Regions from separate parts of the Mus musculus genome. Here regions 1 and 3 are each linked to region 2. The links are chromatin loops, found by intact Hi-C in ENCODE. Cell type or tissue: heart. All regions are shown on one strand. Links, peaks and the distances in the headings refer to the core of each region. The heading gives the core; the rest is flanking DNA. Region 1 overlaps Shroom3 (shroom family member 3). Region 2 overlaps Shroom3 (shroom family member 3). Region 3 overlaps Shroom3 (shroom family member 3).

Region 1 (10,515 bases), core at 4,445-8,444, 51 kb after region 2:
CTGGCTTCAAACTCACAGATATATATATACCTGCCTATGCCTCTCCAGTAGATGGTTGAGATTAAAGGTGTGTGCCATCATTCCTGGCCACAGAATTACTTTTAATATTAATATTGGTCTGTTTGTTTGTTTGAGTAAGCGTCTCTCACTACATAGCTTTGGATGCCCTGGAGAGCTCTCTGCAGACTTGGTTGGCCTTGAACTAACAGAAATCTGCCTGCCTCTACCTCTAAGTGCTAAGATTAAAGGTGTGTGCCATCACACATGGCTTAATATTAATATTAATATTGGAGCCGGGCGTGGTGGTGCACGCCTTTAATCCCAGCACTCGGGAGGCAGAGGCAGGTGGATCTCTGAGTTCGAGGCCAGCCTGGTCTACAAAGTGAGTTCCAGGACAGCCAGGGCTATACAGAGAAACCCTGTCTCAAAAAACAAAACAATATATATATATATATATATATATATATATTAATATTGGAACTTGGCCTGTAGCAGACAGGAATGTCTTGTGGCAAGGGTGCCTAGTAATACCATTGTCTCCAAGGAAATGGCCTCTTTGTCCCTGCAAAAGAATTCTCAGAAGTAGCTGAGCTACACGGAAATGCAGCAATAAAACTCCCAAGGATACCTCAGGCCTGTCAGAGATAACAATAGTATTTTCTTAGTCATCACCGTGAGCCTCCAATATTTACAAGCTGTAGGAGATTCCAGAGGCCAGAAAGATACCGGAGCACCAACCAGCAGAAGGGTTTCTTCACTCTGTGGTTCTCAACAATGATTTGTTTACTTACCATCTCTCAGAGGCCATATGGTGGTTAAACTTTACAGCCAGATGGTAGCGTTCAAATCCTCCCCCAGGCTGAGAAGTTATGTGACCTTCAACAAGTTATTTGAGCTCTCTGACCTGTTCCCTTCATATGAGATAAAGCTAGAAATACTTCACAGAATTGTTAAGAGTATTAAGTCAAGGAATGCATGTAAGGCATGCAGGAAAACAGCCCAGTGAACACTAAGAATATTCAGTCATTTGAATTTTCCTTTGTAAATCAGGAATGCAAATACTTTTCGGTAGCCAGCAGTAAAAGATTGGAAATGTGTTATAAAACACTTGAAGTTTTTTGTTTGTTTGTTTGTTTTTACGTTTTTGCTAGGCAAAGACTCTACCACTGAACCACACACACCTCTAGCCCAATTTAAAACAAACAAACAAACAAACAAAACACCCCAAACCACTGAGAAGTGTTACAAGGTATAGCTAAGTTAGTGATCACAGTGGCTCCGTCAATTCAGAAATCAGCTAAATCACTTAGCTGATGCCTAGAGAGAGCATCCGATCAGACATGGACCCTGGAAGTGCAGGCAGGTGGAACAACAGAAGTCACAGAGGCAAGGAAGAGAAGACATCGTGTTTTCCACCTGTTAGGATACTGAGGACCCATTCTCACCAGCATATACGAACATTTTGTCAACCGTAACACTAAGAGAGCAATATTAAATAAGATGTCTATGCTGGCTACAATTATGTCAACTTGGCACAAGCTAGAGTCATTTGGGAAAAAGGACTCTCATTTGAGAAAATGGCCCTACCAGTTGTCCTGTGGGGGAGACTGCAGTGCATTCTCTTCATTCATGATTGATGGTTTATATGGGAGGGTCCAGCTCACTGTGGCTGATGGATCTGGGTGCTATGTGGGGTGAGCAAGTCATGAGGAAAAACCATGGGTGCCTGCCTCCAGGTCCTTGTCTGGAGTTCCCGCCTTAGATTCCCTAGATGAAAGATTATAACCCCTTCCTCTCCAGGGTGGTTCTGGTCCTGTTGTTTTATAACAGCAATAGAAACTCTAATTAAGACCACGCCCAAGTCGACAGTTATAAATACGCAGAGCCAAAATTCAAATTTGGACTTAGACCTGAAGCCAAAGTACATCACAGCCTTCCCATTCGAGTCTAAACAGGCAACCCTTTAACAAATGGAGGCAGAAACTTCCCTGGTGTAATTAAACACTGGAGGCTAGTGGTGGGTGGGAAGCTGCACACTGATCAGCATAGCCCTCCAGCCACCTTCAGGGCAACATGTCTTGGTAAAACTACTGGAAACGAAGTCATTATATAGTCTCTGGACACCTAGGCCTTCAAAGTCCCCTCTACCACACCCAGCACCATCTACAGAAAGGAGTCCACAAATAGACAGCAGTGCCAGCGGTAGAGCAGACACACACTGTGTGGATGAACGAACAGAGGAAATAAACACAGGCTCCAGGTCCTTAAGAATTTCTCTGAGTCCTTTAGACCCAAATTCCAGACTTCCTCTAACCACCCTTTGGCTTTGAACTTCCTGTTATCAGAATTCCGTTCCACTCCCCAGCCCTACTCCCACACCCCAACCCCACACACAAGGCTTCCTGTGGTATCCACAAGCCCTCAGGTCCACCTCCTCATTCCATGGAGACTTCTCTCTCCTGCATCACCGGCAGACTTACTGCCAGGATGACTCTTGCTCCCACTGTAGATGCCCATGACCTATAGACCCCTCTAACACTGTCTTCCCGGGCTCCCTGCCTAGGTAGCTTCCATATGCACTTCCAGGTCAGGCTCTCACTCTGCACACCACTAATATGCCGTCCCTGTCTTAACATCAAAGGTTTCTCTGACCACCTCCGCTTATCTTGGCTTACGTTGGCTTTATGATGTAACTTAGATGCTGTAAAGGTCACTCACCCTTGTAAAATACACAACCTATTGGGGCTCTAGTTTATTCATGGAGTTGTACAAACACCATCATAAGTGACTTTGGAATATTTTTTTAAAGGGTGATTGTCTTTCTCCCTTTTTTCTTAAGGAGTTATTTATTTATTTAATGTATATGAGCACACTGTCGCTCTCTTCAGACACACCAGAAGAGGGCATCAGATCTCATTACAGATGGTTGTGACCACCATGTAGTTGCTGGGAATTGAACTCAGGACCTCTGGAAGAGCAGTCAGTGCACTTAACCGCTGAGCCATCTCTCCAGCCCCGTTTGGAATATTTTTATCACTCTCCCTAGAACCACCATGTCTATAGGCACAAGCCCCCAGCTCATCTTCCCACTGCTGTCAGCTCCACAAAAGTCTACTTAAAATGATCTTAATTTTAATGGCTATGTGTGAGTGCCTGCATGAATCCACGTGCACCACCACGCATAGCTGGTACCTTCAGAGGTCAGGAGAGGATGTTGGATGCCTTGGAACTAGAGTTACAGGCAGGTGTAAGCTGCCACATGGGTGCTGGAAACCAAATCTGGGTCCTCTGCAAGAGCAGCAAGCCAGCCTTTTCTTCCGCCCCTTCAAGTCTGCTTTATCACCTTGCCTAGTCAGGATATTTTATATCATATAGTACATGGCCTTTGGTGGCTGGCTTCTTTCACTTACCTTCTTCACAATACCTTCAAGGATCATTCAGACTTTAGCACAAACAAATTGCTTTTTTACTATACTAAATGGTATTCCGTGAATGGATAGAGGCATTTGGGTCATTTCTACTTTGTGAGTCCTCTGAAGTAAATACTCTGCTCCTAAACTAAAGGGGACTTAAAGTAGACTGTGTAACAAACCTATTAAAACCTATCTTTACTTTCTGATGCCTTCCATATAACCTCCTCTAAGCCCCTCTCCTGCCTTAGAGACTCTGGCACCCACTCTGTTATCAACCCTCAGAGTGGTCAGGCCACGCCCCGCTACAGCTGCGCCTCTCCTCACTGTCACGGTCCATCTTCCCTTACATTCTGTCAGAGTTCTGGGAGGTCCTTGGCTTTGCCCTACTCTTGGGGTTCTGGTGGCCCTTTGTCCTTGCTCGGTTCTTTGTCTACACCCAGGTCCTGGCCCCTCTTTTGTGACCTCCGGCACTTTTCAGAACCTCTGTTCCTTTTTTCCCATCACCCTGACAAGCCTATGCGTTTCTTCTGGACCTCAGTTCATTATGCTGATCTCTGAGTTCACCCATTTTCCTTTTGCAAACCAAGGCTTACAAAGACGCCCTCCTTCCCCGTCTTTCCCTCCCTACTCTGGGCCCACTTGACTTAAACAAATACCTTCTTCTGTGGATGACACTCAGTCTTTGCCATCCAAGGATTCCTGGGTTAATATTAACAGCGTTATTAATAGCAGAGCCAAAATTCAAATCCAGAATTGAGGTCAAAATCATCATAACCCTCCTAACTGAATTCTAAACCAGGCAGCCTTTTACCAAACAGAGGCAGATGCTTGATGGTGTAACTAAGCAACCAAGGCCAGGATGACACTTGGTCATCTATCATAGACTAGACTTATAGGATGCCTTTTGCCATGTATTAAGGTCAAATTTTTCCTATATCAGAATAAGGAGGTGATAATTGATTACTAGACATTCATGGTTGAATCCTCTGTTTTAAAAGATTTATTATTTATTTTTATGTATATGAGCACCCTATCTGTAGGTACACCTACATGCCAGAAGAGAGCATCAGATCCATTTTATAGATAGTCCTGAGCCACCATGTGGGTGCTGGGACTCGAACTCAGGACCTCTGGAAGATCAGCCAGCACTCTTAACCTCTGAGCCATCTCTCCAGCCTCCCCTGGAAATTCTTATCTTGCAGGTCCTACATTAAAGCTCAGATGCAATGAGGCCTCTAGCACAGCCCCAGAGTCTGGCAGGTACCCAGTAGGCAGCTGACTGTGCTGGCAGTGTGACTTTTCATGAGCTGATGTAGGAAAAGATAAAGACGAAGCTGCTAAGGTGGGAGATGCAGAGTGTACTAGTCTTAATGCTGCCACACACACACACACACACACACACACACACACACACCCCTCTGACATCTCCAGGCCTGCTTGTTCTCAGCCTCCACACCTCCACTGCCCTCTTTGAGACGTCATACTTTTCATGTGCCTCTGCTAAATGTTGTGGAACTCAATGATCTCCTATCCAGCCCACACATGGGATTCCTCCTCTTTCTTCTATGGTCCATTGGAGAAAGTAACTGCTTGGCACTGGACAAAAGAACTAGCCAGCACAGGTGGTGTGCTGATTGAAAAGGGATATCCAGACTTCCTGGGAGGGAATAGGAGATGTGGTCTTGTTGGATGAGGTCGAAGGAAGTAGGAAGTATGCCACTGGGGGTGGGGTTTTAAGGTTTCAAGAACCCAAGTCAGTCCCCGTGGCTCTCTCTTCCTACTGGCTGCTGACCTGGATGTGGAACTTTTAGTTCCTTCTCCAGCACCATGTCTGCCTGCCTGCGGCCATGCTTTCTGCACTGATGACAGCAGACCAAACCTCTGAAACGGTATAAAGCCCCAATTAAACACTTTCCTTATTAAGAGTCGTATGGTCACGGTGTCTCTTCACAGCAATAGAACAATGGCTAAGTCAGGTGATGAATTTATTTGTTGATGTGACTATGTCTTACAGTATGAAGAAAGGAACTAAAAATAAAAGGGAAACAGAAGGAAAAAATGCTAGAAAGATGCAAGGATGGAAATGACATGCCTTCAGTAAACAAGACTTTGTGTCTAGAGGTCAAGATGGCTGAGTATGTTTCCAGAATGGGAAAGAAAACTGGCGAGCCCAATCAAGCCACCAAGGCTGAGTAGGTTTTATGAGACATGTGCCAGATAACACTTGGATATGCTAAGCAAGATTTATTTTAAAGTATCTGGATTTGGCTAGAGAGAGGTAAGAGCACTGGTTGCTCTTTTAGGAGACTTGGGTTCAATTCCCAACACCTACATGACAGTCTCAAGCATCTATAACTCCAGGCTCAGGGGATCTGATGCCCTCTTCTGGCCTCTCCTGGCACCACAAACATGTGGTGTACAAGCATACATTCAGATGATGTATCTACACACAAGATGAAAAAAAAACTACATATTGGATTTTACCTAAGCTTTATATAAATATTACACAGTAGCTAAAAGTGCCAGAACAGAGTAAATGGCCTTCTGGGTGTTCAATAACTATACTTGGAGCCCTATATATGTGCAGAGAGATTAAAAGAGACAATATTTTGACCCTTTCTCTCCAATATCAACTAGGTTCCAGAGGACTAAGTGATGTCTCTTAAAATGTCCTATATCCCTGGGGAGCCACCTGTCCTTTTGTTCAGGAAGGCCATGGAAACCCTGCCAAGTGATCTCTAACCAGTGTCCACTCTACAAAGAGGAAGGTCTACACAGGAAGAATTTCCTCCATCATGCTTCCAAGTGAAGCCACACTCTGGCTAGTTTCATATCAACTGGACACACGCTTTAGTCACGAGAGGACAGAATATCAACTGAGAAAATGTCTCCATAAGATCAGGCCACAAGCAAGCCTGTAGAACATTTTCTTAATAAGTGACTGACAGGGGAGGCCCAGTCCATTGTGGGTGGAGCCACCCGGGGCTGGTCATCCCAGGCTCTATAAGAAAGCAGGCTGAGGGGCTGGAGAGATGGCTCAGTGGTTAAGAGCACCGACTGCTCTCCCAGAGGTCCTGAGTTCATATCCCAGCAACCACATGGTGGCTCACAAACATCCATAATGAGATCTGATGCCCTCTTCTGGTGCTAATGAAGACAGCTACAGTGTACTTAGATATAATAATAAATAAATCTTTTAAAAAATTCCAGTGTGAATATTAAATAAACTATTAAAGGAAGAAAGAAAGGAAGAAAGAAAGAAAGAAAGAAAGAAAGAAAGAAAGAAAGAAAGAAAGAAAGCAGGCTGAGTAAGCCATGAGAAGCAAGCCAGTAACCAGCACCCCTCTGTGGTCTCTACATTAGCTCCTGCCTCCAGGTTTCCGCCCACTTTGGGCTCCAGCCTAGACGTCTGTCTTAGTTAGGGTTTTACTGCTGTGAAGAGACACCATGACCAAGGCAAGTCTTATAAAGGACAACATCGAATTGGGGCTGTCTTATAGGTTCAGAGGTTCAGTCCAGTATCATCAAGGCAGGAACATGAACATGGCAGCATCCAGGCAAGCATGGTACAGGAGGAGCTGAGAGTTCTACATCTTCATCGGAAGGCTGCCAACAGAATACTGGTTCCCAGGCACCTGGGACAAGGGTGTTAAAGCCCACACCTACTCCAACAATGCCACACCTCCCAACAGTGCCACTCTCTAGGCAAACCATCACAGCTTCCCACAGTGGACTGTGATTCAGGATATATAAGCCAATTAAACCCTTTCCTTCACAAGTTTCCATTGGGAAACAATATCCAAAAATTTTAATAATTGATAATATAAAGCAAATAATGGGGCTACTGACATGTGAGGTAATTACAACCATTTCAGGTATAATCAAATTAAAGAACTCTCGCCCCTTTCCTAGCCATAAGCATATTGTTGTTTTTATATTTATTCCTGATAATTCTGCTTATGTCTCCTTGCTTTACAATATTTACAACTCAGACTAAAGCCATGCTATGTCAGTTCATTTTCTGTTCCTGTGGTAAAATACTATGACCAAGGAAGGCAGTTTATAGGAGGGAGTTCATTTTCGCTTATGGCTACAGAGCGTTAGAGTTCATAATGGGAGGGACATCATGGCTTCAGGAGGCAGATATGGTGGCCAGACCAGGAAGCTGAGAGCTCATGTCTTCAAAGCCACAGGCACAAAATAGATAGATAGATAGATAGATAGATAGATAGATAGATAGATAGATAGATAGATAGAGACAGAGAGAGACAGGGAGACAGAGAGACAGAGAGAAAGACAGAGACAGAGTGAGCTCAAACGAGAAGGCTTTTGACATACTCTAGTGATATACTTCCTTCAAGACTGCACCTCCTAAGCCCTCCTAAACAGCACCACCAAATGGAGAACAAGTATTCAGATATCTGAGCCTACATGGGACATTCTCATTCAAACCATTACATATGCCAAACACCACCACCCTCTCATTGCTTAACTGCTGGAAAGCTGGACTTCAGGATCTTCATCAGGAAAGCGTTAAATCCTTTCCAACGCTAGTGCCGGTGTTATTAATGGCAGGACCTCGTGTACTCAACTCTTGTCTTAATTTCACCTACTCTTGTTTACAGTTGATTCATACTCAAGTGGTCCCAGGACAATCTAATTCTGAGTGTCCTTGATCACCCTCCAGGGCCTGAAAGTCAACATGAGTAAAGACCCTAAACTTCCCTACACCCCCAAAGCCAGCTAGAGCAGTCAGATAAATATTCTAAATGATTTTAGGGTCACAACTCTTGAGAGGAGAGTGGTAGGTAGCTAGACAGATGTTAGCAGGTTTGGAGATCATTGAGGAAGAAACCCCCTTCTTTACAGAATCCTCCCCATTTCAAGAACCCTCTAATGAGGATGTCAAGTTAGAAATGAACATACCAGTCCACTGTGTACCTTTCTCCCTATCTATAGAAACAAAGTCTAGGACACTAGCCATGACTCTGAGAAGTTGTTCAATTTTTGTTAAATAGTGACAATTTCCCAAAACCATAGTAATCAGCATTCTAGAACCAAAGTCTAAATTCTCACTGTACCCTACCCTTGCAGGCCGCTGAAGATACTGTCTGTAAGGTATGTTCATTGCTCACCTGATATTCTTTTACTCACACTTATTAGTCTTCTACTCCTAGCAGCTGTCAGTCTCAGGTCAGGAAAGGGCAGCAGCTTTCCAACCTCCTTTTCTGTAACCCTTCCTACCTCCTAACTACCTGGGCTTCTAAGTGGAAGACTAACTCTGATTTTTTTTTTTTTTTTTTTGTTTTTCGAGACAGGGTTTCTCTGTGTAGCCCTGGCTGTCCTGGCACTCACTTTGTAGACCAGGCTGGCCTCGAACTCAGAAATCTGCCTGCCTTTGTGCTGGGATTAAAGGCATGCGCCACCACGCCCGGTTAACTCTGATTTTTACAGATACCATCTGCATAGCTTTTTTTCACCCACGAAATGCCCACACTGTCTTGAAAAACAGTTTAGGAGCCAGAGCAATGCCTCATCCACTGTTTAAGAGCACACAAGGCTTCTCTTCTAGAGGAATTGAGCTTGGCTCCCAGCACCAGCATCCGGCAGCTCACAACTGCCTGCCAGGGCAGCCGCAGGGAATCTGACACTGTCTTCTGGCATCTGTGAGCACCTGCACCCAGGTGCACATGCCCACACATTGTCTTACAAATATACATGTCTGTTGAGGTAAATCTCCAATCCAAATATGCCCTGGCAATGTAAACACAACACAATTAATATGAATACATGCTGTGTACCTAGATTGGGTAGATCTACTGCTACACTACCAGCTTCCCTATCTATGAGACCCCTTAAAACTTGCGGAATCTCCAGGCCGTGTGCTTCTGCTCTGCTTTTCTTCTTCTTCCTCCTCTCCTTGCTCTCTCTCAAACCTCCTTCTTGTCTTTTTGCTCCTCTACCCAATTGTCAGCTCTCCTTTATTTTACAAATTAAGGTGGGAAGCAGGTTTACAGGAAATCACCTGAGTGCTGACTCATTCCTTGTTTGCAGCCACTCATAGAACGGAATTAACATCAAATATAATCAGCTCCAGAGCTATCCACAACACACGTCATTTAAAAATTTTAATATATTTTAAATTTTAAAATAAATAAAGAGCCATCTAGTGGTTCTTAACCTACTTCAAAGCTCATGAATTTGTTTTTACTATGTAGCCCAGGCTGATCTTGAACTCTTAGGTTTAAGCAATCATCTTCCATTTCAGCTTCACACTTTTAATGGTCTTCTGGGCTGACCACAGTCTTCTAGTCTGTTCTGTCTCTCCATAATGTCTTTTCCAACTCTCCCTGCCCCAGGGTTTTTTCACATTAGTCTCACTTCTTCCCTGAGACCCTCCACAGAACTCCCAATCATGAGATGAGACAGAGACTGGAATAGCAGGGAGGAGGAAAGAGAAAAAGATATGCAAACTCTGAGGTTCTCCTAAGGCCAGCGACCTGTTACTTTGATTTAATTATTACAACCTAGGAGATGAGGATAATTGCAATTACTTTACAATTAACAGGGACACAGACTGGGATTAAAGTCATAGTTTTGTTTTGTTTTTTGTTTGTTTGTTTTAAAGTCTCTAGTCATTGTCAAATATCCAATGAAAAGTCTAGCCCAGGGCTAAGGAGATTGCTCAATGGCTAATAGTTCTTACAGAACTTAAGGTTCCTATAGGGGGCCAGAGTTTGCTTCCCAGCACCCATGTTAGGGGGCCTTCAACCACCTTCAGCTCCAGTGGACCTGACACCCTTTTCTAGCCTCTGAGAACATGTTTTCATATGTATCAATTCCATATAGACACACAAAAATACATACATACACATACATACACACATGGAATTTAAATGGTGTCATCATATAATAGGAGAGACAAAACCCCAATTAGACATTTTATGCCATCAAATAGAACCTCCAGGGCAAGGAATGGATTGCATGTTGTTGAGTCATTGGCCAAAAGTTCAATAGATGCCTCCTACCCGTAAATACCACAAACTATTTTAAGGGCATTTATTAGTCTCCACAATCTGATGATAAGGCGGTGTTGCTGAAA
Region 2 (10,515 bases), core at 2,808-6,807:
ACTCAGCCAGTGCCTTTTCGTGGGATTTAGTGGGACTGCCCTAAACCATCAGGGGTGGACACTGAACCTGAATAAACATACTTCAGGAGTCAACTTAGTGATGCACATGTCCCTGTGTTCAAAAACGTGTATACTCAGAGAGCTGGAGAGATGGCTCAGTGGTTAAGAGCACTAGCTGCTCTCTTCCAGAGGACCTGGGTTCAATTCCCAGCACCCACACGGCAGCTCACAACTGTCTGTAACTCCAGTTACAGATATCTGACACATTGGCCTGAAAGTGGTTTCCCTAGTGAGACAAAAGCAGAGACAGCGCACATGTTAAACTGCAACCACTACTTCTTTCCCTTCTGAGGTCCACAGTTGCCCGGATTCAAGAAATTCCCTCCTTGGGCACATATACTGTCACAATACAATTAATCTGTTGAAGTTCATTTCATCTATTAAAGGGCCAGGCTAAGAAGCTCATATTGTTACAAAGCGGGTGGGGAGGCATTCAGCTGCTGACTGGGTTATGAAGAACAACAAATGCCAGGAAATCACAACACTCTGACCATTTTTTTTTAATCAAACAATATTTTTAGTTTTGCCAATTATTTTGCTCACAGCTTCGAGCAACTAGTTTTAAACTTCCTTCTTAAAAAAAAAAAAAGCAAAGCATTCTGCCCCTGGGGAGGAAAAATGAAGACCTCAAAAGCAAGTACAAATTGCTCATTTAAAGAACAGAATTTAAGGATGCGGGGGCTTTTCTTCCTGAAACGCTCATCATTCTGCAGAAAGAATCTGAATCCTGTCCTGATTCTTCTTGGGCAGTGGAGCAATTTTGGGTTTTGTGTTAGTTAATTTTAATTTACAAAGAGGGGGGGCTCCATTCTTGAGACACCACCGTTGCTATGAGACTTCTAGGCCACAACAGATGGCCGCAAGAACAGTTCTCAGGCCAAGCCGGATCTCTGAAGCCCGCCACTCAGGCATACCATTAACATTCCTGGCATACCTTCAGAGACAGCACCCCAGGCCTCCTTCAGACTGGCTCTCCCGCAGCTCCTCTGTTGGCCTCTCTGGTCAAGGGACCCGGGTGGAAATTTGTTATAAATGACAGGATCATATGTTTTGGGGGGGGGGGGCTGGGGGGAAGGGTGTCACCTCACTTAGATGTGGCTCCAGGTGGGCACACCTGTGTATACACCCAAGGACACACCCCAGTGTAACCGATCATTTGTCTTTAAGCTTTGCCTCACACCAGGACACCGGTACTCTTCTTATGGAAGCAGATTTAGTGCCAGGACAGAAGGGCTAGGGGAGAGAAAAGTTGAAGAATTTCTAATTTTGTTTTTAAGAAAGAAAAGAAAAGAGAGAGAGGGAAGGAAGGAAGGAAGGAGAGAGAAATGAAAGGAAAGGAAGGAGAGAGAGTGAGAAAGAGAGAGAAAGGAAAGGAAGAAAGGAAGGAGAGAGAGGTTGAGAGAGAGAGGAAAGGGAGGAAGGAGGGAGGGAGGGAGAGAGAGAGAAAGAGAGAGAGAGAGAGAGAGAGAGAGCGCGCCAGGACCCAGGCCTGTTATCTCTACTTTCAGAGGCAAGTTCAATGTCATCTTCAGCCACTTAATAAGTTTGGAGGCAACTTGGGCTACATGAGGAAGAGAAGTGGCTGGTTTGTTTTATTCCACCTTGTTATCATAACTGAACAAATCACTCTGCTTTGTCCCTTTCTCTGTCTTCCAAAGTTGGATAATGATCCTGACCTACCTGCTATCAGATGAAGAAGTCAGTGAGGCGTGATTAATGAGCAACTGAGAAATTGTGGCCTAAAAGTAAGGTCACTAAACCCTCAGCTACCAAGAAGCAAAAGATAAGGGCAGAAGCTGGCTGCTCGCCTCCCCTTGGCGTCCAGCTCCTGAGCCCACCACCTGTGTGGCTGTCTCCCAGTGCTGACCCGAAGGCTTCACAGTCCCAGGTGGCGAGCTGTACTGCTCACGCTCATGCTGAAGTTTTGGGACCCAGTAAAAAATAAAAAACAAAGCAAGCCATAGCTTCTCGGGTGGAGTTCATTTACATTCCATCCCAGAGTTTTCTTGGCCTGCAGTGCAAAAGCAAAGTTGTCCTTGGAGCCTGTCGCCAGGGCTCACCTGACCATGCAGGGACCGCAGAGCCAAGTCCCAGTTTCCTTCTGTGCATCTGGCTGGGGAAGGGAGGGAGGGGGAGCTCTCCTGTCTGTGGGGTTAGTGGATTTGCCATAGATGCACAGCCGCCTTGGCTTTGGCTTTCACCCCAGAATCCAGTCTGTCCATCTTACTTAGGTCTTTTGCCTTCCAAAATCTCCCATCTGAGATGACAATTTCCCAACTATCCCAGAATAGAACCATTTGAATTATTGTGTGGTCTGTTTGTTTGTTTGTTTGTTTATAAAAGCATGCCTTAGAAAGATTTGGTCTAATCAGATGCCAGTCGGTGACATTTTAATCAAGTCCAGGTGTGTGTGTGTGTGTGTGCGGGGGGGGGGGGGTGGGGGGGGGGTGGGGGGGTGCTATGTCCAGGCTGGCTGAACCTCAGTTTACCTATCAGATGCCTTGGCTGAATCACGCAGAGGACTCTGGCCAGCTATTCAGCTGAACTCCTGGGCCTCCCTTGCTCTCAACGAGCAGGCACCGCGGCAGAGGCAGAGGAAAGTGGTTTAAGAGGAAGTATCTGCCAGCTGTAGCCTTCTGTTCATAGGGCTGAACCTTTCAAGCCAGCCAGTGGGGCGCACCATGTGGGGAGGGGGCTGGGCAGTTCTATTGAGCTCCATTGTGTGCTGTCCACAGCACCACACAGCCAAGGAGGGAGTGAGCAGGCATTCCACAGCTCCAGGAAGGAGACTTTTAAAAATGGTTGTCTCCGGGGAAACAATAAATTTAGATACTTAATCCCCACACACCCCCAATCTAGCTCTCTAAAGATACTGTTCTTGGAATGAAGTCGCTATGTGTCCACCCCAGTTACTCTACTGATTGCGTTCAGTTATATATTTCTGGTGCCCTCCTACTCGGCACAAATGTACAGGGACTTTCTAAGCACAGTTTGAAATGTAGAGACAAAGTTTTTCAATTGACTTTCTCCTGTCTGTGTCTTTTAAAAACATTGAGATTTTTAATGGTGACATTTTTTTTTAAATACTGACTAAATATTGCATTGATTCCTTCCAATACAAAACTGACCGACCCTTATTTCTGGACATCGCTTTTGATTTCTACATTTTCTTGGTCGTAATTCATAAGCCAGGGGTGGAATTTTAAAATAAAATTCATCCTCTACTTTGCTTTCAGTGCTCATTTCTTCCCAGTCTCCCAGCACCTGGTATTATCTTACTACCTACACATCAACCTACATACCAAACTCTCATCAACCAAACGCACACATGTTATAGCAATGTGCCTGTTGGCGGTGACATCTTACCTGACAAGTGATGTCACTGCTAGGGCTTTTCCCAGTCAAAGCAGTCGTATTTAGTATTTACATTCATTACCTGCACGTTGCTGCTACAGAGAAATGCTTTTATAAAGATAGGCTAGCTAACAGCACAGATGGGAAACTCCAACTGATTAAACCGCTGGAGAAGGCACATGGCGGGATGATTAACATAGCGTTTCTGCTTGAAGCTTCTCACCTTCCTCTGCCTTCATCTCTCTTCCCCACCGTGGTTTATACTACTTGACTAGAGTCTCTGGGAACTGGTAAACAGCTCCCTTCATGGAAGGGCTCAACATCACTTGAGGATCCCTTGACTTATAAAAGGACCCCTACCTATTTGTCAACTATTTTCATTAAAAACAAATTAAAACCCGAGATTAAACTACCTCCTGCTAGTCAGAGCAAGACAGGCAGCACTGGTTTCGAACCCGAGAATCTTTTCACCAACTCCTCAGATAACAAGTGCTCTAACTTAGGATGGTCCTGGAAGGACTTGTGGGAAGCAGAGACAGGACCCACCATTCCTAAGCATCTTCACTACTCCAGTTTAGATGCTTGGTTTGAGTCTTAACTTCTGGAACACAGGGAGGGGCACACCCCAGCCCGGTGATACCGTCCCATCCCCTCCCTAAGTCACCTGTGCTGAATAAACCTGGAACCGAGACGAGCCCTCCCTTCACACCAGCTGAAGCTAAAGAGAACGGAAAAACAGCTCACATCAGAATAGGAAGCATGGAGGTCAGACCCTGGAGCCACCAAGTCGTCCAGCCTCAGTTTGCATTTTCTCAAAAGTCGGTATATAGATCTGTTTGCTTTAATTAAAAGTCCCTTTACTCTCACAGAGTGAATTCTCATCCAGTGGCAGTAAGTGTACGGCGTGGTGAGGGTCGCTGCAATCTGTTAGGTCCCTCTCACCCTTTACTGGCATATCTGCCAGCTGGATAAGTCGGTTTCATCAGAAAGGCTCTGTCTCTCCTTAGTTTATAGTCTCCATACTGGTATTTCTGTCGAGATCACTGTAGAAGTAACGTCGGGGAGAAATAACCGACTTAAACAGACCTTACCTCACAGAAGTGGAAACTCAGGTATCTCCATTGTCCTCAGTGATCTGCTGGATGCGTCTGTCCGGCGTGACACACAGTCGAGCTGGTCCACCCGGCCTTGGGGCCTTGGGCAGGTGGCACAGAGGCCGACTGCAGGCTGGAGAGCCAGCTCTAGGGAGGCAGAGCTAAGACACAGGTGTCTGACACCAGGCACCTCAGCTCCTGGAACCTGCGCTGCCCTGATTAGCTAAGTACAAAGGCGGTTCGAATTACTGCCTCTCCCCAGCCAATCGCCTGCTGGCCTGGCTGACAGGAGCAGGCCCCCTGATGTCAGGGACGTCCGCTCACTGGCTAGAACCAAGAGAGCCGGTTTCTACCGTGCCCGCGGGCAACCCTGCTCCAGGCACCTTAGAACTGTTTGTCCGGTAAAGAACTCTCTCTCTGCCCGCCCACGGCGCCGCCCCAGGGTCCTCAAACACTCAAACCCGCTGTGCAACGAAGGCAAGGCCAAGCTCTTTCTCGCCTCCTCTGCCTGGTTCTGGACGCCCAGATCCCTGTGCAGCTGATGGAACTCCATTTTTTTTTTTTTATTAGCTACAGCTTTTTGCAAGCGAGACTTTCTTACAGAAACTGGGAGACAAGGAGACACAAATACAAAGAAAGATCTTTTTACAGTCACCGTTCTGAACAATGAAATCCAATATTGGAGGGGGAAAAAAATCACCTCAGATGTGAAAACAGATAAAACTCCAACGAAGTGGGCACCGCATCCCACTGTGGGCAGGGCTGTCCCGGACACCCTAAAACCCAGCCAGCTGAAGCCATTGTACGCCCTTGAAATGGCAATCCTTTGCAGCTGTATGGCTAGGCAGCGCTTGATTCAAGTTTGGTATTTGCCCCAGACTGTAGGGGTCAGCTTAACAGTAACCATAGACACAAAGAAAGAGAGAACAGCGCACACAGAAAAAAAAAAACCAAGTGCGCCTGAGTTCCTGGGTATGCAAATGGCTTTTCATTTGTCTGGGATGCTATGGTGTGTGTGTGTGTGTGTGTGTGTGTGTGTGTGTGTGTGTGTGTGTATGTAGGGAACATTGAAATTTCACAGACAATTCATGAACTTCCTTGAAAAAGAATGGAGATTGATTTCAGATTATTTCTTAGGTGAGAGGAAACGGAACAAACGTGCAGATGCCCTACCGCTCTCACAAGACATCGCAAGGCACACTCCGTAGCAAGCACAGTTCAGACACGGGGAAAGTCTAAAGTGTCCCCAAGATGTCAGTGTGCTTCAGAGATGAGAGAAAGATCACTTAAAGACGTTCTCTGCACCGTTTGTCTCTCCTGACCACTCGACCCCCAGAGCTACTTTTAGCTCTTACTGTGAAATGCAAGGAGTGGGATGCAAGTAGGTTACAATCAGAGCTCTGGTTGGGGCAACCAGATAAGTCTGATAAAAATCTTATCAGAAAAAGAGAACTTCTGGTAGGTTTTGCATTATAGAGATAGTCTTACTTTGGAAAAAACAAAAACAAAAAACAAAAACCAGCCTTCTGGGGTGGGGGGATAGCCTAGTGATACAATACTTGTTCAGCCAGAGTGAGAAAGGTGGAGTTGGATTCCCAGCAAACACATATGCGCGCGCGCGCGCGCACACACACACACACACACACACACACACACACACACACACAACCTACTCCTACCTTTCCTTTTAGAAAGGCGAAGTTGAGCTGGGTGTGGTGGCACAAGCCTTTAAACTCAGCATTCAGAGGCAGGCAGATCTCTCTATGAGTTCAAGGCCAGCCTGGTCAACAAAGCAAGTTCCAGGACAGCCAGGCCTACACCAAGAAGCCCTGTCAAAACAAACCAAAAATGGTCTTGTTTTCCTTTCCCTATCTTATGGCCTCCTCAAGGGCCACGTCTGAGTAGTACCCCCTTCTTAACCCTGGTCTGTCAGAGCTCAAGAGCATCCAGGTTCTGATTAATCTTGAATGTGTCCAATTTTACAGCTTCCCGCTTGCTGACCAAGTCCTCATCTCCAACTCCAGGGTGCAGAATGACCAGTGGTTATGGCTGATATCTGTCTCTCCCCAGCAGCCTTCTAGTGGGAATGCCATTCCTCAAACAACAATATTCCCAGGGGTGGGGTGGGGTTGAAGGGGGCTCAAATCCTCTCAAGTCAACAGCCATGGCCTGCTAGTCTGGCTCTGTTGGCCATAGCTCCCTTACGTTGAGAGCTTGCTTAGCATGTGTGAGGTTCTGGGTTAAGCCTCCAGTGGGTGTGGTGATGGTGGGGGTTGCCCCATCACAGAAGGAGATCGCAGCATGTGACCTCTGACTTTGGTCCACTACAAAAGCAACAACAATTGCTTGTGGTTAAACCTGTAGTTCACCACAGTTGTCACCGTGTGTGCCATAGTGACGGTCTTGAATCATCAGTATAACACTGTAATTACTAGTCCAACCTTAAAAACGAGGAAGGTAAGAGTAACCTGTTAAGCATTTAATAGCATGTAGGGCAAGGAACAGCAGGGAACAGGCGGGTCTCCTGTGGGAGATGACCCCAAAGCCCACACACCCCCTGTGATTCAGACTGACATTCACTAGTGACGCCACACAACCTGCTAAATGCCTCCGTTTCTTTTTCTCTGATATGGACACCTATCTGATGTGGGGACTGGGGATGATAATATCAGTAACCCACTCAACACAATCCCTTAGAGAAAGGGCTGTTCTCCCCTCCTTCATCACAACCAAAGGCAACAGAGTGTGTCTCTTCACTCTCAGTAGTCATAGGTAGTCAGGTTGTCTCTCACAGGCGGGACACCAAAGCCTGGGGTCCTCCAGTCAGGTAGCTGTGGCTCTCATAGAGTATGTGTCTCTCAGAGCTTGTGAGTCAGAGGCTGCCTTCAGAGTGATAATCCTGGTGTGTGTGTTGGGGGGTGTACGTGTATGTACATGCACAAGTATGTATGAGTGCACGTGCGTGTGTGTGTGTGTGTGTGTGTGTGTGTGTGTGCGCACATGCACGTTTCAGGAAGAGTCTTAGGAAGAGTCTAATAGACTAAAGTAATGGACTGAGCCACTGGGAGTCCTACCTTGAAAAGCATTAATGAAGTTCTCAAGAGGGTAGTTATTATATACATATATGTTTACATATATTATATTTATATTAATACAAATTCATATTAATATATCTCCATTAATGTTATATTACTAAAAGATAATATTGTACTAATTTTCATAAATTTATACTAATATAAATTAATTTTTATGGCTGGCATGGTGACACACACCTTTAATCTCAGCACTCAGGATGCCAGGTGGACTGGACTGTATTTAGTTATAGCAATGGAAAGTTATCAAGTACAGACACCCTTCACAGTCACCATAAACAACTTTGATACAGACAAGCTTCTCACATTGGAATGTATAGGAATCTTCTTCATTTAGCAGAGGAACCGGACACACAGGACTGCTTGCTTCCCTGCCCACCAACCATAGCTCAGGTAAGACCTGCTCTCACAAGCCGGGCATGATGGCGCACCTAGGTGAGTCTTTGACAGAATATGATGTTTTTATTTTTCCTTTTCCCTAAAAGCCAGTAGCCCCTGGACTGTGGCATACCCTATTTTCCGAGCACCTTTTCAAAAACAAACTGAAAGGCTGGAGAGTTTCATGTTACCTTGTGATGGACGGCCTCGACTGAAGGATTTTCCTTAATGATTTGCACAGGTCCCTCGGGGTGCCCGTTTACAATTAGAGTTGAGGGTCCTCGGTGGGAAAGCTGCACCAAGAGCAAAAGCCTGGCTGCTTCACTCGCTTTCTCCTCTTTGGCTGAACTCAGCACGTTTACCTTTCTCTAGGAGTTGGGGGCAGGTGGAGTTTGTATGTAAGGTGGATTTGGATGCCTGTCAGCCCTCTTGACTGCATGCTTATGACATATTCCCAAAGCTCAAAGACCTGTCCGTCAGTAGGTTTTTTGAAAATGAGAAGTTTGTTCTTAATACTCTCTGGTGGAACGTAAGGAATTTTATGAATGGGGGAGACAGAAAAAGCCTCTTGGCATCTGATCTGCTTTCCTTTTTCTAGAGCATTGGCCAACTTCTAACATGCTATGCACAGTCCACATGTAACTGTCTGCATGTTGTATGTACTGCCTGTTGCCTGTGCTCACAAGAATGTCAGCTTCTTTAGGACAAGCATGCTTGGTTATTGTGTTTGAGTCCTGGGTACATACAGCAATTGCTGGCTTATATTAGATGCTTATTCAGTAGATTAGGCATTATTTAAAAAAAAAAAATCAGACCGGGCAGTGGTGGCACATGCCTTTAATCCCAGCACTTGGGAGGCAGACAGGCGAATTTCTGAGTTTGAGGCCAGCCTGGTCTACAGGATGAGTTCCAGGGCTACACAGAGAAACCCTGTCTCGAAAAACAAAAACAAAGCAAAACAAAACAAAAACAAAAAAAAATCAGTAAAAGGTTCAGAAGAAATATTTTTCACATATCACTTATAGAATTCACAGTGTGTGTATGTGTTTGTGTGTGCACACATAGACATATTCATGTGGGTGTGTGGGTATGAGTGTATGTGAAAGCAAGAAGGCTATGTCTAGCTGGGGAGTGGTAGTGGTGGCGCACACCTTTGATCCCAGCACTTGGGAGGCAGAGGAAGGCAGATCTCTGAGTTAGAGGCCAGCCTGGTTTTCAGAGTGAGTTCTAGGACAGCCAGGGTTACATAGAGAAACCCTATCTTGAAAAACAAAAACAAAACCAACAACAAAAGTCTATGTCCAGTACTCTTCCTTGGTTACTCTCTACCTCCCTCTTTCTTTTTTAAGATCCTGTCTCTCACTGACCCCAGATGAGTTCCCAAGGCCCTGCATGTCTCTGTTCCCAACCCCAAGCACTGGCTAACAGATGCATAGGTTTTTCCTAAGTGCTTAGGATCCGTCTTCATGCTCCGGTGCCTGTCACCAACTTAGCCACTCCCCCAGCTGCTGTGCTGTGTCTGTGGAAGACAGAAGCATTGTCAAATGGATCACAATAGTGAGAGTGACAAGGGCCACGGGAATGATGATGTGCAGCTGAGAAAAGGCTTCGGTTCCAACCGTGGTGGCTTTCAGAATGAGCTCAGTTGAACTTCGGGAGCGCTCACATGCAGGCTCCCAGCTGAAAGGAAACTGACCATGGAGCTGGGAGAGGAACCTGGTGAGCTCATCTGGTCTCTTCCAGTCCATTTTCTTTTACCCTCATAGGAAACTGTATTTGTTGGAGAACTCCAGAGTGTCTGAAGGAGTCAGATTTTTCCAGGATGCTCTGGGCGAGTGAACTCACTGGCAAATAAACCAATGCTCCTTTGCATTTGGGTGAACATTTTTTTATGTCAATCTGATGGCACCTCACCTCAAACAGGGTTGACGAGATAAAGGGAAGATGCTGGGGTAAGGCCAAAGGATCGCCCCTTCCCTGCCTGATGATTATAGGACACGTGCTACTGATGACACAGAAATCAAAAGGCATGCCTTTCACTGCTGACGTCAGTGATCACAGTCAACAGCCTACTTCATTTCATTCTGCCCCCTGGGCTCCTGGCCCAAAGTAGCCATATCAGCCCTGTTCTTACTCTCTCTTCATATTCTATAATTCTTTGGGGGAAACCAAGGAACTCTCCTCACAAGAAGGTGAGTGGCCAGAAGGGAGCACAAGGCATTGAGCTGTTGTCCCCTCAAAGTCCCCAACCTCCCAGGAGGAAAGGTAAGTTATGGTCAGTGTTAAGATTAGGTCGAGGAATTACACACTTACGATCAGAAGTTAGCTCTATGGACAAAAAGGCTCTGGAGAGACAGTGTCATGGAACGAAGCTACAACATCACAAAAACAGGCAAAACCAGCAGAACACACTAGCTCCTCGTACACATGTTTTTTGGTTATTCACAGAGTATTACTGCATATCAAAGGGCATAAAGTGCTATATAGAGCATTTGGTTCTGTTTTGTGTGAGACAGGGTCTGATAACCTAGGCTGGC
Region 3 (10,515 bases), core at 2,777-6,776, 63 kb after region 2:
CTGGAGTTTGTTCCAAAGGCTGTCATATTACATACATCTAGGATGGCCTGGTCTTCCTGGAAAGAGCGCTAGTTTGATGGTCATCCCCACAGCTCTGGCATTCCCTTCATGCACTGGGGTGAGAGGTAGGTTACACTCAGACATTTTTTTTCCCCAACACAAACTAGATGGTACGGCTGATGGAGAGCTATGTGGACCAGACATCCCACCAGTTGGTGAGTGCCCTGCTGAATGCCTTGCATTTAATCTCCATGATGAAAATGTAATTATGACTGACAGATGAGAAAGCTGGGAGGTTTCATCTTCTACATATTATGGCAGTCATCAAGGGGAGTCCTCCAATCTCCCTGCACATCTAAAAACCACTTCACCTTGCACTAAAGGGAGAGCTCTGTACACAGGGCCAATTTAAAAAGTGTTTCGAGTGAGATTCACTTGTAGGTTGTTTCCTCAAAGAGGACATTTTTTTTATGCTGCAGGGTTCCAAATCAAGTTATCTGCAAGTTATTATAAAATCTCTACAAATATCTCCACATGGACATGACTTTGTCTATCCACATTGGACTCATTCTCCCTATTTTAGTGAAAGGGTAACCTTCTTATTCCCCAAGCCAATTGTTTCGTTTGAGATAAAATCTCTCTCTCTCTCTCTCTCTCTCTCTCTCTCTCTCTATATATATATATATATATATATATATATATATATATATATTTGTTTATTGGTTTTCCGAGACAGGGTTTCTCTGTGTAGCCCTGGCTGTCCTGGAACTCACTTTGTAGACCAGGCTGGCCTCGAACTCAGATAAAATCTCTTTCTATGCTTCCCAGACTGATTTTGAACTCCCAAACCATCTCACCCTCCCAAGTAGCTAGAATCACAAGCGTTCTCCTGGCTGTATTAGTTTGTTTGCTTTTTTGATGCAAGATATTGAGCTGGGGCCGGGTGTTGGTGGCGCACGCCTTTAATCCCAGCACTTGGGAGGCAGAGGCAGGTGGATTTCTGAGTTCGAGGCCAGCCTGGTCTACAAAGTGAGTTCCAGGACAGCCAGGGCTACACAGAGAAACCCTGTCTCAAAAAAAAAACCAAAAAAAAAAAAAAAAAAGATATTGAGCTGGGTCTTACAAATACAAATCTGTTAAATCCATATCCGACTACTGAATTATATCTTAGGATTGAATTTTCAAATGTTCCCCCAAAATTATTTCAGGGTCACTTTTTGGATAATGTTTTAATAATAATCCTGTAGCCAGGCAGTGGTGGCATATACCTTTAATCCCAACATTCAGGAATTCGAGGCAAGTAGATCTCTGTGAATTCAAGGACAGCTTGGTGTACAGAGAGAGTTCCAGAACAGCCAGAACTACACAGAAAAACCTTGTTTCTAAAAACCAAATCTATCTATCTATCTATCTATCTATCTATCTATCTATCTATCTATCTACCTATCTATCTATTATATATAATAGAGAAAATCCTATACTGCCATTGTTTTAAAAAATCCAACATATGTTACATTCAGAATACTGAAATCAGAAATTGCAAAGTTAAGCAAACATTATTGCTATTGGTCACAACTCAGGAAACGGTGTCACAGTGTCCATATCAACATGAGAGAGCAAGTACATGCCTCAGCAAATTTCCTGCTCTTATATGTCTGAGTCTACTTCCCCTAAACACTACATGCTCAGTGCCAGGTCCCCAGAGCACTGTTCATGTGACAGCACAGGGAGGCACTTTTACGCTGGGGCACTTGTCAATCTGCTCCTGGATGCTCCACACTCAGTTCCATGGAATCCTGCATGAACTTGAGTCGGAAAGCTCACGAGGCTTTACCCAGAGACAAACTCTCTCCCTGGATCTCTTCTCCAGTTACACTCTCTACCTGGTGTTTGTAGCTTCTTCTTCTAGAACAGCAGGCACATTGCCTGCCTATAAAAGACAACAGCAGAGACTGAAGGCAGCCACACACACACATCTTCCTCCTGTTTGGTGGGAGTTGGCTAAGGAAAGCCCTGAACTGGGGTTACAAGCCTATGAAGACGAGATACAGCCTGAAGGATGAAGTCAGGCTGTGCTGTCCACTGACCTTCTAGAAGCCGATGTAGCCTAATGCTACAACCATAACTTGCAGGATGTTCATGAAGCTGATGACATAGGAAGAGAGAAATGGATAAGAGCTGTGACTTGACAGCCTCCAAGTGTGTAGCTAGACTTTACCCTGTGTCAGTCTGCACCACGTAAGAAACCACAGAAGCCACCAGAGTTTTTTCCAAATGCCTTCTGGTTTGTCCTGCAAGCAATACTACTTACAGACAGGGCCTTTCTCGTCCTCACTTTTATTTTAATAAGGGCTGAGGCAGAAACTTAAAAAACATGTTATACAAATACTCCAGCAATGAGATAACCTACAAACCTATGTCTTCTTTTCACCGTTACAAATGAGAACTTCACTTGGATGTGGTGGCTCAAACCTTCAATCCCAGCACCCTGGAGGCAGAGGTAGAAAATCTCTACGAGTTCCTTGAGGCCAGACTGGTCTACACAGTGGGTTCCAGGACAGTCAGGGCTACAAGGAGGAACACTGCCTCACAAAACAAAACAAAACAAAACAAAACAAAACAAAATCACACACACAAAATTAGGAAAAAGAAAAGCCGGCCACCTGCAGTACACGTGGGCTTGGTGCCTTGAACTGACTTAGGAGACACTCAATACCCTAGGGTCTCCATCAAAATTTAGGCTTAAATATCCATCGTAGCCTTAAATATCCTTATATCACTTTGTCTGTAGGGAACCCTTGAGTAGAGAAAACAAGGAGACCCCAGGGTGCTGGAGACGGAATAATGAATAATGAAGGAGAGTAAAGAGTCAGGGTGGCAGCTGCTTCCAGGTAAAAAACCCCAGGGATGCAAGCAACGGAAACTTCAGTTGGTTTGGGGAATCTCAGAATAAGACTCGGGCCTCAGCTCCCCACTGGAAATTCTGTAAGGAAATATCCCCAGAGATCTGTAGGTCAATATGAGTTTCTGTTAGAGTAACAATAGTCACAGGCGTGTTCATGGAGAGTGCACCAGATAGATAATTCCATCTCATGCTTCTCCCATGCCCACGCATCCGATGGAAGAGCCCCTGTGGTCTCTTCATGGCTCCCCACATCCTCCTTGTCCATTTGAGCGAGAGTTTGGCTAAGAAAATGCCAGAAGGTTGGAAATGCTCTGACAAATTGTAGACTAGGAGCAGAAAGCTGGGTGAGACTGTGAGCATTAGCTGGGGGGTGGAACGTGGGGCAGAATCCAAAGTGAAAGCTATGTTACAAGACATGTCCGCACAGGGGGACTTCATAGCCTCTGGTGTTGCAATCTTACATGGGAAGCTGCAGAACCATGAATGGCAAGAAAAGGAATATTCTGAATGGACTAAGAACTCATAAAAGATAGAGTTTTAAGCAAGAAGTAAGTGAATTTATCTTCAATCAGAAAAGACAAAGTTTTCTGTTAATAAGCAGAAGTTAGGGCTTATGAGTAAATTTAATTCAATTGCAGGGAAATAAAATGACTTCTTAGCTCACCTGACACTTGGCATTGTGCAACTTTATTCCTGCCTGGGTTCACACATTTTGGTATAAATTAGTTTATCGTTACTCGGATGTTTTTGCCTCACGTTTCAGAATGAGTTAAATTCTCTCTTAAGCAAACTTTATCTTCAGTTCAGAAGGTAGGACTAACCTTTTAGAAGATGCAGTGATAACATTTCAGTTGTTGCCCCCTTGTCTGTCCTCAAATCCTTCATTGCAAACACTCATGGCGTTTAAATCCACAGAGCAATTAATCCCACCACCCTGCTGCTGGAATCAACTCTGAAAGGCAAGCCTGGGCCAAGCAGCCCTTGACAACCCCCTGTCTGCTCAACCACTCCTGGGCCCTGTAGACAGCCCTGTGGACCCTCTTCAGGAGTTGTAGGAAGAAAGAGCTGCTTTGGGGAGATGAATTCTGAAACACTGGAGCCGGCCTCAGATAGAAATTGATACCACATGGGCTGGAGAGATGGCCCAGCTGTCAAGCACACCAATTGCCCTTCCAAAGGACCCGGGTTCAATTCCCAGCATCCACACAGCAGCTCACACCTGTCTGTAACTCCAGTACCAGGGCTTCTAGCACCATCACACAGACAAATGTGCAGCCAAAACACCAATATATATTAAATAAGAAAATAAGTAAATAAAAAAATTTGAAGCCATACAAAGCAAAGCATGTCTGGAAATTTGCAACCCTGACTTTTTCACTTCTGAACTGTTTAGAGCAGAATTATCAAGGTCTTATATTGTCTCACCCAGCTGAAGTTGATTTTTAATTATATGTAGGGGAGGAAAAAAACAACAACAACCTTCAAATGTTATATTTGGAGAAGGCAATTTTCTCAGTTCCTAAATCTAAACAGATGATCTCAGCTTATAATAGTTACATCATCCCTCAGTCCTTTGTTGTAGGAAGGTAGTCACTGAGGAAATTCAACAGTGAAACAAAAGGAAAGTTCTGGACGCGGGATGAACTCAGCTGGTTGACTGCTTGGCCAGCATGCCTGAAAACCTAGGGTTCCATGCCCAACACCTCATAAAGCAGGTACGGTAGCATACACATGTAATCCCAGCACCCTGGAGGGAGAGGCTGGAAGGTCAGACATTGAAAATAGCATCCTTAGTTACACAGGGAGTTTGAGGCCAGCTGGGGATATAATGAATATAAGAATATAAGAATGTAAGAATAAAATAAGAACGGGAGGGAAGAATGGAGGGAGGGGTAGGGAGGGAAGGGACATTCTAATAAGTGAGAAACCCAGTCTTTTGTATTTCCATTCTCCATATTTATCTGCCAACAGCTGTGTCACACTTCTAATGACCCCTGTACAGTGGGTCTGTCTTTTCTCCTCTTTCCATCCTCATTTTTTTCTTCCTTGGGGTTAAGAGAGAGCGGAAGGAGAAAGCAAGGATAGAAAGGCATGTAGGCTGGCATCTGCTGCCATCCCTGCCTCTGCTCAGCTGGGCAGAGCAGTCCTTATTAGCTCTTACATAAAACTAAGAATGTGTGCTCCTATTATTCGGGGATATTGGGTGACCACAAGAGGACAATCCATTCCACAAATTCCACTGCCCCTCATGACCAGGTGACGCAAGCTCTAGCACACAGGGCAGGTTGATTGTTTGCTCTGTCAAGGATATCTCAGCTGGCAGCCCTCACCCAGACTCCCCTTTCCTATCACTCCTGGGCTCTTCCGGTAATCTCTCTGACCAGAGTTTAGAACAAGCCAGTGAACAGGGAGGGCACTTATCAAGGGCAAACGTTTACTTTATGATGTGGCAGTTAAAAATAACCTTCCAGAAACACTGACTGCCAAGTGAAGGCTATTGTCCTGGTGGGTAGTACACCTAATACTTCCTCCTGTGGCTGGCTCGCCCACATTTCCATATTTCCTTGCCATCTACTGCTGCAAACTGGTGACGTTCAAAGGAGACCAGGATTTTTCAGAGGGTCCTGTTTCCAGAGTCCACTACTGTATTAGTTACTTTTTTTTTTTTTAATATGTGATAAGGCAACATGACCAAGACAACTTGAAAAAGAAACAGCTTGTGAGGGCTTACAGCCCCACCCAGAGCGTGAGTCCATGGCCTTGATGTAAGGAGTACAGCATCAGGCAGGCAGGCATGGTACAGGAACAGTAGCTGAAAGCTTACATGCCTAGCCATAAAAATGAGGCAGAGGGAGCTAACGGGAAATGGCATGGGCCTTTGAAACCTCAAAGCCCACCCCCAGGGACACACCTCCTCCAATATGGCCACACTTCCTAATCCTTCCCAAATAGTTCCACCAACTTGGGACTGAGTATTCAAATAATAAATGAGCTTATAGATGCCATTTTCATTCAGACTACCACACCGACTTTCCCATTTGTTCAGGATAAGAGACACATCACACTGGTTGGTACACTAGAGGCAGGGGTGAGGGTGGGGAATGCACAGCAACTACCTAGCTTCTATATTTTCACAATACATGTGGGTCCAGGGAAAGATGTCTAATTTCTAAACCTTTCATGCAGTCCACAACATATCCTGAGGTCAAGAAGAAGCTTAGACACAAAATCTAGGCTGATTCTGGGGGTCAGGAAATGGCTGAGGAAGCAGAGAGTCAGAAAAACCATCTGCACTGTGCTACGGGGAAGGTGTGGCTGTGCTGAGTAATGAAAGATTGGGCTGATGTCCATGTGGAAGCAATGATGGCCTTGGAATCCACAACTGACAGTGCTCTGAAGGATACTGCACAAAGAACTTGGAGCTGGAACATGCCCATAGCCCCAGCGCACTCCCGAGACCAAGGCAGCAGCTGATTTTGAGGTCCACTTGGGCTATACAGCAAGTTCAAGGCCAGCCAGGGCTACACGGTAAGACTTTATCTCAGACAAAACAATTTGCAAACTGCTTTAAGAGAAGAATCAGAGGTGCTCAGTTAAAAGCACTAGTTGCTCTTAACCCAGCGTGGTGGCACACGCCTTTTATCTCAGCACTTGGGAGGCAGTTGCAGGTAGATCTCTGTGAGTTCCAGGACAGCCTGGTTTACAGAGTGGATTTCAGGGCAGCCAAGGCTATTTATAGAGACCCTGCCTAAAAACACACAAGCAAACAAACAAACATATGAACACACAAGCTGGCTGCTTTTCTAGAGGACCTGGGTTTGATTCCTAGCATCATACGACAGCTCACAGCCATTGGTAACCCCAGTTATCTGACAAGGTATCTGACACCCTCTTATGGCTCCTTAGGTACCAGACATGCACATGGTTCACAGGCAAACAAAGCACCCATATACATAAAAAATAAAAATCCTAAAAAGAAAACAATCCCATTAGAAAATAGGCAAAAGATGTGAAGGACTTATCGTAAATACATAAAAACATATTCAACATCATTGGTCATTAGGGAAATGCAAATTAAAACCACACTGCGGTGTCATTACACAGCTGCTAAAATAATTAAAATAAAAGTTTTATCAAATTCTGGCAAATATGGGAGAAACCTAAAATGTGATCATCAGTCACTCTGGAAATAGTTTAGTAGCTTCTTTGAAAATCAAACATATACTTATCCTATGATCCAGCAAATGTTCTCCCGGAGAATTAAGTCAGAGAGATGGAAATTCATGCACACGTAATGATCTGTTTATGCCTCCCATCAGTTTGTAATAGTAATAGTAGTAATAATAGTAATAGCACAAGCTGTAAACTGCCAAGATATCCCTCAAAAGTTAAATGGTCAAACAAACTGTTGAACATTCAAACCATGAAATATTTATTACTCAGAAATTTAAGGGAATATTTGTATAACATTTTTTAAATGACAAAATTAGAAATAGAAGACACAACATGGTGGTCAGGGGTTAGGGATGGGGACGATAAGGGGTGGGTAGATTGTACAACTATAGTGCAAGGGAGACATTTACTATATGTAACAGTTTTGTGTCCTGGCTGTGCTACATGGAACTACATGTGTACATCATACCAGCATCAAATCCTTGGCTTTGATATTGTTCTATAATTATGTAAGATTGAGCCATCAGGTAAAAGGCACACCAGATCGCTGGTAGTATCATGCCCAACATTCTATATCACAATTAGTTTTACATTTCAATTATATTTTATTTTCTGATACAAGGTCTCATGTATTCCAGGCTGGCCTCAAACTTGGAATATAGGCTAGGATGACTCTGCATTTCTGATCTCCCCTCCTTTGCTTACCAAGTGCTGGGATTAGAGGCATGTGCCACTGTTCTCTGTTTATCTGGTGCTAGAGAGAAACCCAAGGCATCATGTATGTGACACAAATACTTTACTAACCTTACTACATTGTCAGCCCTAAAACTCAATCTGGATGCTGCAAACTTCTGTGGCTTAGACCCTTCCACATGGACCAACTAATTATTTCCTGTCAGCTGTGCCCAGGTTTCCATCATTGTCCAGCCAGGGCCAGGATTAGCAGTTACTGTACCCCTGACTCTATCAGGCTAGATGTGTACTGGGCTGAGATGCTGGGCTCATCTGGAAGGAGGGAGGCTGGGGAATAACACAGAGCAGATATTAATAGCATTCTCACCTGTAAAACAGAACTAGGAGGTGGGGAAAGAAGCCAGTGACAGAGGAAACGGTTTCTGCCTGAATTCAGGTATGTCCATCTTTGGACCACTGTTTCTAGAAGCCTCCATGCAGGTTAAATTCCACAGCCAGAGCCTGTGGAGGGCCGGTCTCACACCGAGGTATGGGGAAGAGATGCCCCCCCCACCCAAACCCAAGCTCTCAGGAACTGTCCATGTGCCCAGGAACGATGAATGGCATGAACATCTGTTTCCCTGGAGTTCTGGCCATGAAGTTATAGAAGCTGCTCTTGAAAGGGTTGGTGCTGAAACCAAACACCCTCCCACACAGGTGTATGGAGCAGGGAGTACTGTTTCATTAATTATGTTAGGATTCCAGTCCAGAGAGTCAATAAGGCTATGGTCCGCTCTCTGCACATTCCAGCCATTGATGACCCTTTTGGGCATGAGAATTCCCTCTGGTGTGCCTGTGTTTTGGCATCCTTTTGGAAAGCTAACTCATGTCTCTGTTCCTGTCCTTCACAAGCAGACTTCCCTGGATTTTGCCTTGCCTGGCTGATGCCTGTCTCTCCCTTGGCTCTCACCATGGCCTGAAAATGTCCAAGGTTCCCTCTCTCTTTTATTGTGTAGGTCCTGCCTCATCATCTCCATGACGACGAGGCTCTTCCCACTTAGTGGAGTCCTGTGTGCCCTAGGACTTGCTTCACCCATCACTGCTGCTCCCTGGTGACCATTCCAACCCTCGGATGAATCCTTCTCCTGGGTATACACCAAAGTCTCTCTTCAGATAAAACCAAAAATTTTCCTATAACCCTCTGCTTTCCATTAACGACTGCCTGATCTCCCCCTTGCTAAGTCTTACTTCTCATCTGGCTTGCTCCATTGTCCCACCAACTTTAGAGCTATTTATTTCCAGGCTTCTCCACCTCTCCCAACCCCCAAACCCCACCACTAGCCCTCAAACAAACCATTTGTCCAGGTCACAGGTCCCCTAAAGTTCCACAGCCTATTGGTGTTCGTGATAAAAGCCCAGCTTCTCTATAGAATGCTTCCTGCCTGTCTCCAACTTCCATTCCTGCACCAAACACTCTGGGCATCTGGCACCTCCCCAGACCAGCCACACCCTGGCAGCTGACCCCTCCATGGTCCCGAAGAATCTTTGTGCTCTCACTCCTCACAGAAATGCATTCTAAGTTCCTAAGCTGTGCCACCTCTGCTTCCCACCCCCCACAGCCCTGCACAGATACCACCATAGCACCTGCCCTAAAACACCCTGAAGGCAAAGGGATAGTTTTCTTGGTTATTATAACGGAATTACACACACACACACACACACACACACACACACACACACACACCACACCCAGTTTTTATTTTGAAGGATTTTTTTTTAATATCCCAAACCTTTGAAAGGGAAAGGTCCAGTGAAACTTGTGGACTCTTCACCATTTAAGGCTGGGAAAGTAGCTAAGCGGTAGAGCATTCCTCATGTACATGTGGTCCTAGGTGTGATCTCTAACATGGAAAAAGAAAATACCCCATGTTGCTACACTATGCATGTTCCTTTCCCGTCTCATCTTTAGAGTAATTATATTGGTGCTCTGTCTTAGTCAGGGTTTCTATTCCTGCACAAACATCATGACCAAGAAGCAAGCTGGGGAGGAAAGGGTTTATTCAGCTTACACTTCCACATTGCTGTTGATCACCAAAGGAAGTCAGGACAGGAACTCAAGCAGGTCAGGAAGCAGGAACTGATGCAGAGGCCATGGAGGGATGTTCTTTACTGACTTGCTTCCCCTGGCTTGCTCAGCCTGCTCTCTTAACCAAGACTACCAACCCAAGGATGGCACCACCCACAATGGGCCCTCCCTCCTTGATCACTAATTGAGAAAATGCCCCACAGCTGGATCTCGTGGAGGCAGTTCCCCAGCTGAAGCTCCTTTCTCTGGGATAACTCCAGCCTATGTCAAGTTGACACAAAACTAGCCAGTACATGCTCTCTGCTTTACCACAGGGCTGTGTCTTGATAAAACCATCATAAGTTGAAACCATGATAAGTCAAAATATATTCAATACCCCTAACTGACTGAACTTCAGAGCTCAATGATAAAATCAGGACCTACCTTCATCAGCATCAACATTGCTACAGTTGACAATGACTTTACTCTTTTTATGAATGAACAGTAGCCCACTTGTTCTATGTACCAAGTTTTCTTTATCCATTCATCCACCAATGGAAGTCTAGGTTGGGTCCATACTTTAGCTATTGTGAGTAGTGCTACAATAAACATGGATGTACAAGAATCGTTTTTATTTTTGTTTTGTTTTTTTAGCAAACTTTGGATCTATAGTCAGCAGCAGAATTCATGGGATATATGG

The links. Hi-C counts contacts between places; a loop is a spot of excess contacts. Peaks named below come from ENCODE experiments on the same cell type or tissue, not always from the same donor. Only the 100,000 strongest peaks of a DNase experiment are listed, where the experiment ranks them.
Region 1: it touches region 2 in a loop (2.1-fold over the local background); 5 of 42 quality-filtered maps call a loop at or near these places.
Region 3: it touches region 2 in a loop (5-fold over the local background); 4 of 42 quality-filtered maps call a loop at or near these places.

The regions. Positions count from the first base shown.
Region 1 is chr5:92,753,989-92,764,503 of GRCm38, reverse strand. The region is part of intron 1 of Shroom3 (shroom family member 3); the gene reads right to left. Among named protein-coding and RNA genes, the nearest start is that of Mir1961, 29 kb to the left of the region's middle. In heart, for the core only: CTCF peaks have their summits at 5,808 (motif pointing left) and 6,533 (motif pointing left); no DNase peak of the experiment used is centred there.
Region 2 is chr5:92,803,552-92,814,066 of GRCm38, reverse strand. The region is part of intron 2 of Shroom3 (shroom family member 3); the gene reads right to left. Among named protein-coding and RNA genes, the nearest start is that of Mir1961, 20 kb to the right of the region's middle. In heart, for the core only: no CTCF peak of the experiment used is centred there; a DNase peak (open chromatin) is centred at 4,776; H3K4me3 peaks cover 2,145 bases; H3K27ac peaks cover 2,752 bases.
Region 3 is chr5:92,740,740-92,751,254 of GRCm38, reverse strand. The region is part of intron 1 of Shroom3 (shroom family member 3); the gene reads right to left. Among named protein-coding and RNA genes, the nearest start is that of Mir1961, 43 kb to the left of the region's middle. In heart, for the core only: no CTCF peak of the experiment used is centred there; a DNase peak (open chromatin) is centred at 5,214; H3K27ac peaks cover 2,580 bases.